Linked DNA regions of Mus musculus: region 1 is linked to region 2. Evidence: chromatin loops called from intact Hi-C (ENCODE). Cell type or tissue: heart. All regions are shown on one strand.

Region 1 (5,000 bases), 130 kb after region 2:
ACTCTGGGGTTCCAGCTTTCCTGATTCACTATCCATGTTTGGGTGAGCTTTCAGGGATGTAGTTCCTGTAAGCAACTCCTCACCCATACTCCTGCAAGTAAATGCAATGAACTCGTTGGTTCACGAAGTTGACTTTGCTAGCAGGAACTACATCCCTGAAAGCTCACCCAAACATGGATAGTGAATCAGGAAAGCTGGAACCCCAGAGTTCTCTGCATGGCTTTCAGGTAGCTCAACAGATCTCTCCTCTTCAGTTGTTCTTCCTGCTTTACAACCCTGGGGAGGAAGGGACTTTGCAAATCTGGTTTCAGGAACATCCTGAGGCTTGTGGGTTGTTTGATGTCTGGGTTTTAATGAGCCTCCCTTCAGAACTTTCTAGGCTTAATGAACTTCATTCCATGACAGAATGTTTCCATTTGAAGCAAAGTGCTCTACCACCATGATACTAGGAGGAGAGGGCCCATGTTGAGTGATGGAACAGTCAAGAGAAAGCCAGGTACCCCAGTACAGAGACTTGGAGGATCTAACAACTGGAGGTATATTGCTCTTATCTGAGGGCCCACTAGGCTACTGTGATGGTTTAAATAAGAATGACCCCCTGTAAACTCATATACTTAAATGTGTAATCACCAAGGTGTGAAGCTCTTTGAAAGGGTTATATGGATTAGGAAGTGTGGCCCTGTTGGAGTAAGTATCATTTTGTTGGAGGAAGTATGTCACTAGGGAAGTGGGTGTGCTTTGAGATTTTAAAAGCCCATGCCAGGCCCAGCACCTTTCTCTTCCTGCTGCCTGAAGATTAGGATGTAGAACTCTCAACTATTTCTCCAGTTCTACATTTGTCTGTGTGCTTTCTGCCATGACAATAATGTACTAACTTTTATAAGGAAGCCCCTAATTGAATTCTTTCTTTTTTATAAGAGTTACCTTGGTCATTGGTCATGGTGTCTCTTCACAGCAGTGACTAAGGTAGCCTTCTCTGGTTTCCTATAGATAGATGTCAATCTCAGACCAGCCCAAGCCCTAAGAGGGGTCACATTCCATGGATTGCCACAAAGGGCCAGACCAGTACAGAGAGGGGTGAAAGATCTTTTCTAGAGTCCCGTCCAGACCAGGGCTGCATATGTATGGCTCTGTCGGGATGATTCCTGGTGGGAGAGCGCCCCCTGGTGCCAGTAGGAGTAATGGTTCCTGACTAGAGCTGTGACCTCTTCCAGGGTTGTGATCTCAGATTTCTTCTACTGTGTGATCATGCCTGTGGTGTCTGCAAAGCAGTGATTTCCCCGGGGGGTGGGGGTGGGGGGCGGCTGGGGGAAAGAGGGGAAGGGACAGTTCCAAATAGCAGAGGAAGGGAGGTTAAACACTTTAAGATCCGGTGTCCTCTCACCCAGGGCCTTTTCTAGAAGCCCCTTTTGTCTCACCCCCTCCAGTTGCCCTTTGGAGGTCTGGGTCTCTGGGAGTAGTATTCAGGCTCAGGATGTGTCCCGGGTCTGCATGAGCCACAGTCAGTGGACTCTCTCAATCTTGTTCACACATACAGCAAAGTGCTTCTCACAATGGACACATTTCCAAATACGAGGCAGTTGGTGAATGGCTGCCCCTAGGAGTTGCCAGCATTTGCTTTCTGCACATTTCCACCACCCTGCCTTGCTTATTACGGCCCTAATTACTCTGTATGCCTGCATCTGCCTGCCCCTTTACAGACCAGAGGGAGCCATTCCCAGGCATAACCGCCAGCTGTAACCACCACCCAACCACAGCTCACTCGACATGATACCAGCTTAATGATCCGTGTATGGCCACTTTCAGGCTATGCCCACCAGGGGTTTATGAAGCTTACACAACAGCTAAACCAGCCAATGAATTTCTTCCCTTCATGGACCCCTCAGGGTCTCAGCAATAGGCTACTTTAATACAGACATCTAAGGGACATTTGCATGGGGTATACCAGAGAGGAAAGGTTTGGTTGCACTTCTGACTTTGGATAATTAATTCTATAGTCCATTCTGCTGGGCTCAGAGATGTGTGGTCAAATATTATTCTGGAAACTTCTCTGAGGAGCTTTCAAAGGGCATCATCATTTAAGCCCATTGATGTTGAGAAACACACACTGTTCTCTCTCTCTCAAACAAGCTGACTCATCCAGTCGAAGTCTGAATGAAGCAACAGACCGGCCTTCCCTAAGCAGATGATACTTCAGTCTGATGGCCTGTGGGACTTGAACATTCGCTTCTTCAAAGTTTCTAGCGCGCACACACACACACACACACACACACACACACAAACACACACAGGCCCAATGAGGCTGAGAATGTTTTGATCACCCTGACCTTCACATGCCATCAGGGAGTCCTTGGGCTCCCTCTGCTGGACAGAAGGAAAATCTTCACTTGTTTTCTGATCTTGGCCTGCCAGGTACCAGGGCCACTTGCCTGCCCTTCTACCATATTTGAACCTTCTTCAGTGCATCTGCCTCTGGAGTCTCTTGTATGAGCTATGCAGGCATGAGAAGAGAGAATGTCTCTGGATTCTTCATCTCTGGAGCTGAGAGAACAGAGACCTGAGATGCAGAAAGGTAGAAGAAGGAATCGGGGCCTACAAGGCAATCTTGTTCCATTTATCACATTCTGCAGTGGTTCCCAGGAAGTGACACAAGGACCAGGTAGAGGATGCATTGAAGGCCAAGAAGAGCCCAAAGTCCTGAATCCCATGCCAGGCATACCCTTTCTGTTGCTTAGATTGGGGTCACCTCCCACCTGAGCTTCTATTTTCTGTTTGTCAGTAGTCTTATATCTCCCCTATGGTATGTGCACAATCTTGTCTCCATGATGCCTGCTGTAGGTGAAAAGGATGCTAAGGTCAATCCTCCCAGTGTAGTGACTCACAGTGCTACTGTGGCATGGCCTTCTGATGTACCCAGTAGCTCTGCATGAGCCCTCAGTGTCCACTATGCTCCTCATGTACACAGGATGTATGCCACTGCCACCCAACAGGAAGACACAGGACTCTCAGACATCTGGATGGAGTGACATTTTGTAATAAAGATGTGTGCATACTATAAAATAGACATCCAGATTTTATAAGGCAAATTATATATTATATTGTCTTATACATTATATATTTGAATATGTAATATAAATGACAGACATTTAAGATATACAAGTGAATAGTTATTGAAAAGAATAGTCTTGTGTTCATGTGTATTATACATAAACATGTGTATGGATCAGTGTGTGTATTTACATTTATAGCAGACATGCATATTTACGAGTATAATATATACGTGTAAATATATTGTATATATGTCCCATAGGCTCTGTGAAGGATTAGCTCCAGGACTCTAAATCAAAACCTGCCACTTCTCGAGTTCCTTACATAGGATTGTATAGCGTTTTGCATCCTCTATATTGTCAGCCTTCTCTAGACGACTTAAACGATGCCTCACATAATGTAAGGGCTTGAAAATGGGTTGTGTACAGTATTATTTAGAAGATGACAAGAAAAAGCTCTACACATGTTTGGTATGGATGTAACTTCTTTCATTCTGTGGCTGTTGAATGTACAGTGCAACATTTGTGCTTATCAAGGGCTGCCTGGATTCAGCTAACAGTTTCTGCCTGTGATGCTGCCACACAACAGCTGCTATTCAGGTGCAATAGATTGCATTAGCATCCCCATCCCCCATCCAGCTCTCCCCAACTTAAAGAATCTTTGAGAGTGAAGCTGACATAGAATCAAAAGATTGGAGTTAAATCTGCCCTTCTGCTTTCTTTAACTTGTTCAACTTTCAGGTAATCTAACCACTCTCCCTTGGTTTTGTCTGGGTTTGGGGGAGACGGTCCTTTCTTGGTACAGTCCCGTGGAGATGAGAGATAATGCAATGAAGAGTTGGAGATCATTAGCTCACATAGGGCAGGTGGTACTTGAATCCTAATTACAAGCTGCAACACTCTGGTCCTAAACACAGAGATTGAAAGGGACATGGTCCCAGTCATTGGGTGACTCAGTGGCATAGCCTTGGCCTAATAGTTCTCAAGGCACCCTTGTTTGTTGGGGAAGCAGTTGAAAAACTACAAATTAACAGCAGGGTAAATATGGGACTGTGCAAGCAACGTAAACACAGAAGGACTAACATCTGGGAGGACGTTCTGCTCCTGAAAGTGAGACAAATGGTTGAGAGACTGGTGGGCATGACACAGAGGGGCTCTGAGAACTGGCCATATTTGGGGAGGGGACAGGAATTTGAGAGGAATACTTTCTGCAGTAATTATTGTCATCCTTTATCTGATAGACTATAAATAGGATTCTATTTTCAGGCCTGGCTTATCCAGAGGACTGAGATAGTTCTCGCTTTTGATGAAAGTGGTCCAGAGTTCTTCCCAAACCCCGGAGCTCCTCCCTCCTCCTTAAAATGAAGAGATTCAATCAAACAGCTTCAAGGTTCCGTTTCATTCCAGAAAGCCATACAACTACAAATTCAATAATGTCATATGAGGAGTCTCTGAAGTAGGGACTGGCCTCCTGATAATGCTCTTTCAATGTCACCTCATCAAGATGTCCTTAGTCATTATCTTAATGGTTTTCTTTCTTTTCTACTTAATAAAAAAAGGACATTAAATCTAACATCAAATTCTGAGATGACCAATTTGTTAAAGCAATTTGGGAGAATGATTTAGCAGCAAGAATAATGCCTAGGCAAGATCCCTGATGGATTTACCTTGAGCTAACCCTGTAACAATGAGGGCCCAGCATGTGCTGAGAACCTACTGTGTGCTGTGTGTCTGGAACAGTAAAGGTAGTAGAGGCACACAAATGAAGGGATGCGGTGTTTCTTGTCACAGCACTCACCATTCGGAAGAGAACAAGAAGCAGAACCATAAGATGCAGACTCTTACGGGAATTCGTCAGTAGAAATGACTGATAATTCAGAGGACCCAGATGAACTGTAGGTAGGAAGGCCAGAGTGCAGATGATGATTCCAGATAAACGGAAAGCCATGCTTG
Region 2 (5,000 bases):
TACCATGACAGAAGAAGATACCAAGTGTTTACGATGATTTATATGTCACTTATAAGTGCCAGACCCAAGAGCTTAAGAGTGACGAAGCATGGAGGCTTCTACATCCACAGTCTTCCTGTCTGCGCCTTTGTTCTGGATACAGGACAAAGCCACCCCTTCCCTTGAAAATGCTACCCAAGTTCCCCTTCAAGAGAAAGTCAAGCCAGTCTTACCGGGGGTCCTCCAGGTCCAGGGGGCCCTGGAACACCGGGTGGTCCAGGCGGGCCCTGTATAGAGAGAGTGGGTGGTTACGAAAGTACACAGAGACACTGCCTGGTCTGTTACAAACCAGTGTTTGAGAAACAGTAGATGGAGTGGCAGTGTAGGAAGACTCTAGTTTCTTCTGCCTCACCTAATTTCAAATGGAAAGGAAGAGTTGAAAATTACAAATAAATATCCTACTGGTGTGCTGGTTAGTTTTTGTCAGTTTAGCACAAACCAGGGTCATCAGGGAAGAGGGAGCCTCAGCTGAAGAATTGCTTCTATCAGATGCAGGGGCATTACCTTGACTGTTGACTGATGTGGGAGGCCCACTGTGAGCAACGCCACCCTTGGCCAGGTGGATCTGGGCTATATACGAAAGATAGCTGAGCAAGCCAGAGAAAAGCAACCCAGTCAGCCGCTCTATGATCTCAGCGTCAGCTCCTGCCTTCAGAGTCTGCCTCAGTGGCTGCACTCAGTGATGGACTATCACACAAAGGTCAAATGAACCCTTTCCTCGCTCTACAAGCTGTTTTGGGGTTGGCGTTTTATCACAGAAACAGGAAACCAAACTAGAGTGAGCCTGCTTTATGACCTATCGTGCTGTATGGTTAAATCCTTTGAACATTTAAGGAGACCAGACATACGTGTACACACACACACACACACACACACACACACACACACACACACACAGATGCATACAGTAGTCACCCATTCACAAGACTCTCCCAGGGCACACCTTGTCTCCACCCATCACGCTCCAGAGCTGATGCCAGTGTCAGCATCACAGAGCAGACTGTGGGTCTCGACCTAAGTCCATTGATTTCCTAGGTTCATCAAAATCTCTCCCCTACTCCGTTGGGATCAATTTGGCCAGGAATAGGGATGTGCATTTTATGTGTAGCATCTACAGGAGTGTATGCATATGTGTTAAATTCCAATTATTCAGTTCCCACGCTAACACAGGGCAGGGAAAAATGGTAAGTAAATATGAGAGGAAGCCAGAGCCCATGCTTCCATGATCATGGGAGTGGGGAGGGAAGAAAGGAATAGAGAGGAACCCGGGCAATGAGTAGGGAGTGAGCTGTGGACCTGGAAGCCTGAAGCAAAGGGTTTAGAGGAGTCACCTGAACAGTGAAGAGGGCAGAAGTGACCAACAGGCTAGGCACACAACAGCAGGCAGAAACCAGCTGTATAAAGGCCAGAAGAATGGAAGGCACTGTGCATTGTACAATAGCCAACTGTTTCATAAGAGGACAGAGCAGGCCTTGATGTGCCAGTGTGGAGAGCTATGAATATACCTTATGAATAACTAGGACATGCATCCGCCATGTGTCTTAGATTTCCAGATGCCCTGTGGAGGCCACCAAAGGCAGAGACATATAGTGGGCCATGGGCTGGTGGTCGCTATGCAATAATGGGTCTCTGGGGGAGAGTGGGGCTCCTTCTGAGTATTTGCAGGTTCGGGACAGTCCTGCCAAGGGCCTTTCATCTGAGAACATCCAAGGGCATGGCAGCTGAACATCCTGCAGGGGCGCCTGTTCTGGGTTTTGGTGGTGGGTACGTCCTTGCTTTTCCAGCCTGGCGTTTCGTATTCCTGCAGAAGTATTTACAACTTTCCCCACCCCACACAACTCTAGGAGCAATAGAAGGCACTAAAGCACGTACTTGCCCATGTCTCCCTCTGGATGTGCCCTTCTCTGGATGTGTCTCTCCCATTCTCCTGCTCTTCTTCACCTGCCCCCTCCTCTGAGATGGCACCCAGGTTCTTGGGTCTTCTCTGTGATCAAGGTCAAGATCAAGGTCTTCTTCTTATCTTACCCTCAGATCCTCAAGAATCAAACAGTCTAGTTTCCTCTGCATCTCGAAGAGAAACTAACTTGGGCCAAGACAGGAAGCCATATTCAGAAAAATGCCTAAGTCATCCAAAAGGTGACTTGAAGGGACCATTTGCATTCAGAGAGCAATAACAGATTATGACCACTGGAGGGCGATAAGAAACAAAGAATGGCACAAGGGTCGCGATCATGAGCTATTCCGTTTACTGCCTCTGGGTGGCATGTGTGAGTCAAACTTTCATACACAAAGTGAGAGCATTTACAAAATGCTTTGAGTGGCAGCTGGAGTTCAGTTTCCCCGTAGCTCGTTTAGACCTGATGTGTCTTTGGAGCAGCATCTATCCTGTTTGAGATGTTTTCCCCTAAGTCTGGGTAACTGGAGAGGCTACAGTGAGCTGGGAAAGGCCCTGGGTAAAGGTCAACCTATCTTCCTTATTGGACAAGGGCTGGGCTGGAGAAAGGTTCCATCAAGGGTGGCTGCCCACCTTGTCCAGCGTCCTCAGCACTGTACCCATCTGCTGCCTGTGATAAACTCTGTTCACCTCTTCATACTGAGGGATCTGCAGAAATCACCAGAACGACTTCCCCATGAAAGCACATACCAGGCCACTCACTGTCACTCGAGGACCCAGCCCCACAGCACCCACCAATGGAGCTTAACAGGGATTTTTCTACACAGATACACAGATAGTACTCATGTGGCCATGGGGACATTTCCCTTTCTTCCCTCCTTACATGCCTGGCCATACGGATAGCTCTAGAATGTTTAGTGCTTTCTAAAACACTTCTTTCAGAAATCGGGCCTGCCAGCCAGCCCACTGCTACTCTGATCTCATTTACCCTCCCCGTCTTTCTATAAACTTCCTTGTCCTGCTGGTGGTGGTGGTGGTGGTGGTGCCCTGGCACACAGCAGTCTAGAGTTGATGATCTTCTGTGAACAGCTAGTGAAAATGAAACCTTTAGTGTCTAAGAGTGAAGAAAACAGTCTTAAACAATAGAGTTTAAGGACCTTGCTAGAGGTCACGCAGCTATCTTCTCCAGGTGGAAAAGTGGCATATGCATCCTGAAGGGTCCACCTGCATCAGAGTCACCTGAATTGGAGGTTATACACACAGAGACCAGAGCTGCCTGTTTAGACTCCTGGCTAGCAGGTTCAGATCAGGTGCCTAAGGTCAGGGACTGGTGTGATGGATGCTCAGTGGTACAGATGTCTCTAGTACAGGATCATTCAATGCCACCAAACCCATCTGCAGCCACCTTCTCTCTAGCTCTAGCCCTGTTACTATGTAAAATATAACAGAGAGGAGGCACCGTGTGCCTAGGAGACACAAAAAAGAAGGTAGAAACCTGGAAGACCTGCCAGGGAGGGTCATTCCACTTTTCCAGCTCTACCTCGTTAGAGCCCACACTGATCAAACGAGGCAGCCTTTTCCACCCCAAGCTGAAAATGAGGAAGGTCCAGGCTAAAATGGACCACACTATGGTTCAATGTACCTCCCAACCCATAACACCAGTCTGGCCATCCTGCTAAAGATGCCAGTCACATGGCCTTCTTGGAGACACATTCTGCCACTGGAGGAGAATCTAGACTGTCCTTGATATCTCCGACTCCAAACATTTAGCACCCAGTTCTGCTGTGCACACAGTAGGGAGTTAACAAAAGTTTGAGGCAGTAAGTAGCCAAGCACTAGGGATGTCCTCAGGAATTAAAGCTACCCACTGCAACAGCCACGTCGAGGAAGAGTCAACCGCAGATGGAAACAGCTGTTACAGAGTCTGGAGACTGCTACCAGGAGGTGTCACATAGCCTCGGGCATCCATTCCAAGTCGCACAGAGCATCTTGCAAGTCCAGTTTGGGGTTGTGGGGTTAATGCAAAGCAGCGTTTAGCCTGCCCTAGGGACCTGCTCTGCTGGCCTTTGCTGGTACTAATGCTTACAAAGGGCAGCAGCTCCTCATGAACACCTGTCCTGCCTCTGGTTAGACTTTCTATGGAGCCTCTTGTCTTTCATTTTTCCATGGATACCTAAGTGAAATGTGGGTTTTCGGGGGACAAGGAAGCCCCCCATCCCCGCTACTGTCCCTGACAACAGAAACCCCTTTGAAAACTAGGATGCTCCACCATTCCTTCGTTACATATAAAGATTTTAGTGTCTCAAGGAAGGAACGGAACTAAAAGAAGATGGAGACGGAGATGCAGGATGCTTCAGTGTCTGCAGCTTCTCAAGATGCTGCTGTCAAGTAGCTCATCTTCTCTGCACCAAGCGACGAGCCGGCTGGGGTTCATGTGAGAACTTAAGGCTTGGGGCTGAGGATATGGTTCAGTGGTGTGGCACCTGCCTGACATGCACGATTCCACACCACTGCAGAGCAAAAAGACAAAAGGTCTGTGGCTCTGGGTGTCCTGGATAATATTCTACATGGCCTCAGGCTACCTAAAAGGATTTCACCTTCATAACCTTTATCACACCAAATATGGCATAGAGGCTATACATCATTCTCTCTCTCTCTCTCTCTCTCTCTCTTTCTCTCTCTCTGTGTGTGTGTGTGTACAGAGAGAAAGAGAGAGAATATGCATACTCCTATTTTTTTCTTTTAATCATTAATGAAAGCATCTAGCTAAATTAATCAGACTATTAACAAGTAACACATTAGCCAATAGATATAAATGTTGACAAAATGCCTGCCTGCTTGTATTACCATTAATGAAAACAAAGTAATTACTCTCCATATTAGTTAAATAATCAGCCTACTAATTATTAATGAAGTAACATTTAATCCCTATATAGTGACTAAACAGCGATCGGATGCAATTAGTAGTTACAATGATGATATGTAAGTAGCCAATTAATCTAATTACTATTAATAAAGAAATTGCAAATAATCATCTCTACCACAGTAATTGCAACCGTGGTACGCT

What was found. Hi-C counts contacts between places; a loop is a spot of excess contacts. Peaks named below come from ENCODE experiments on the same cell type or tissue, not always from the same donor. Only the 100,000 strongest peaks of a DNase experiment are listed, where the experiment ranks them.
Region 1: it touches region 2 in a loop (9-fold over the local background); 31 of 42 quality-filtered maps call a loop at or near these places.

Annotation. Positions count from the first base shown.
Region 1 is chr15:72,049,289-72,054,288 of GRCm38, forward strand. It overlaps a transcript of Col22a1 not described here. Among named protein-coding and RNA genes, the nearest start is that of Col22a1, 18 kb to the left of the region's middle. In heart, a CTCF peak has its summit at 2,389 (motif pointing left); no DNase peak of the experiment used is centred here.
Region 2 is chr15:71,915,572-71,920,571 of GRCm38, forward strand. Col22a1 (collagen, type XXII, alpha 1) reads right to left here. Exons shown (of 64, transcript NM_027174.1): 24 at 213-266. Among named protein-coding and RNA genes, the nearest start is that of Col22a1, 120 kb to the right of the region's middle. In heart, no CTCF peak of the experiment used is centred here; a DNase peak (open chromatin) is centred at 2,290; H3K27me3 peaks cover 763 bases.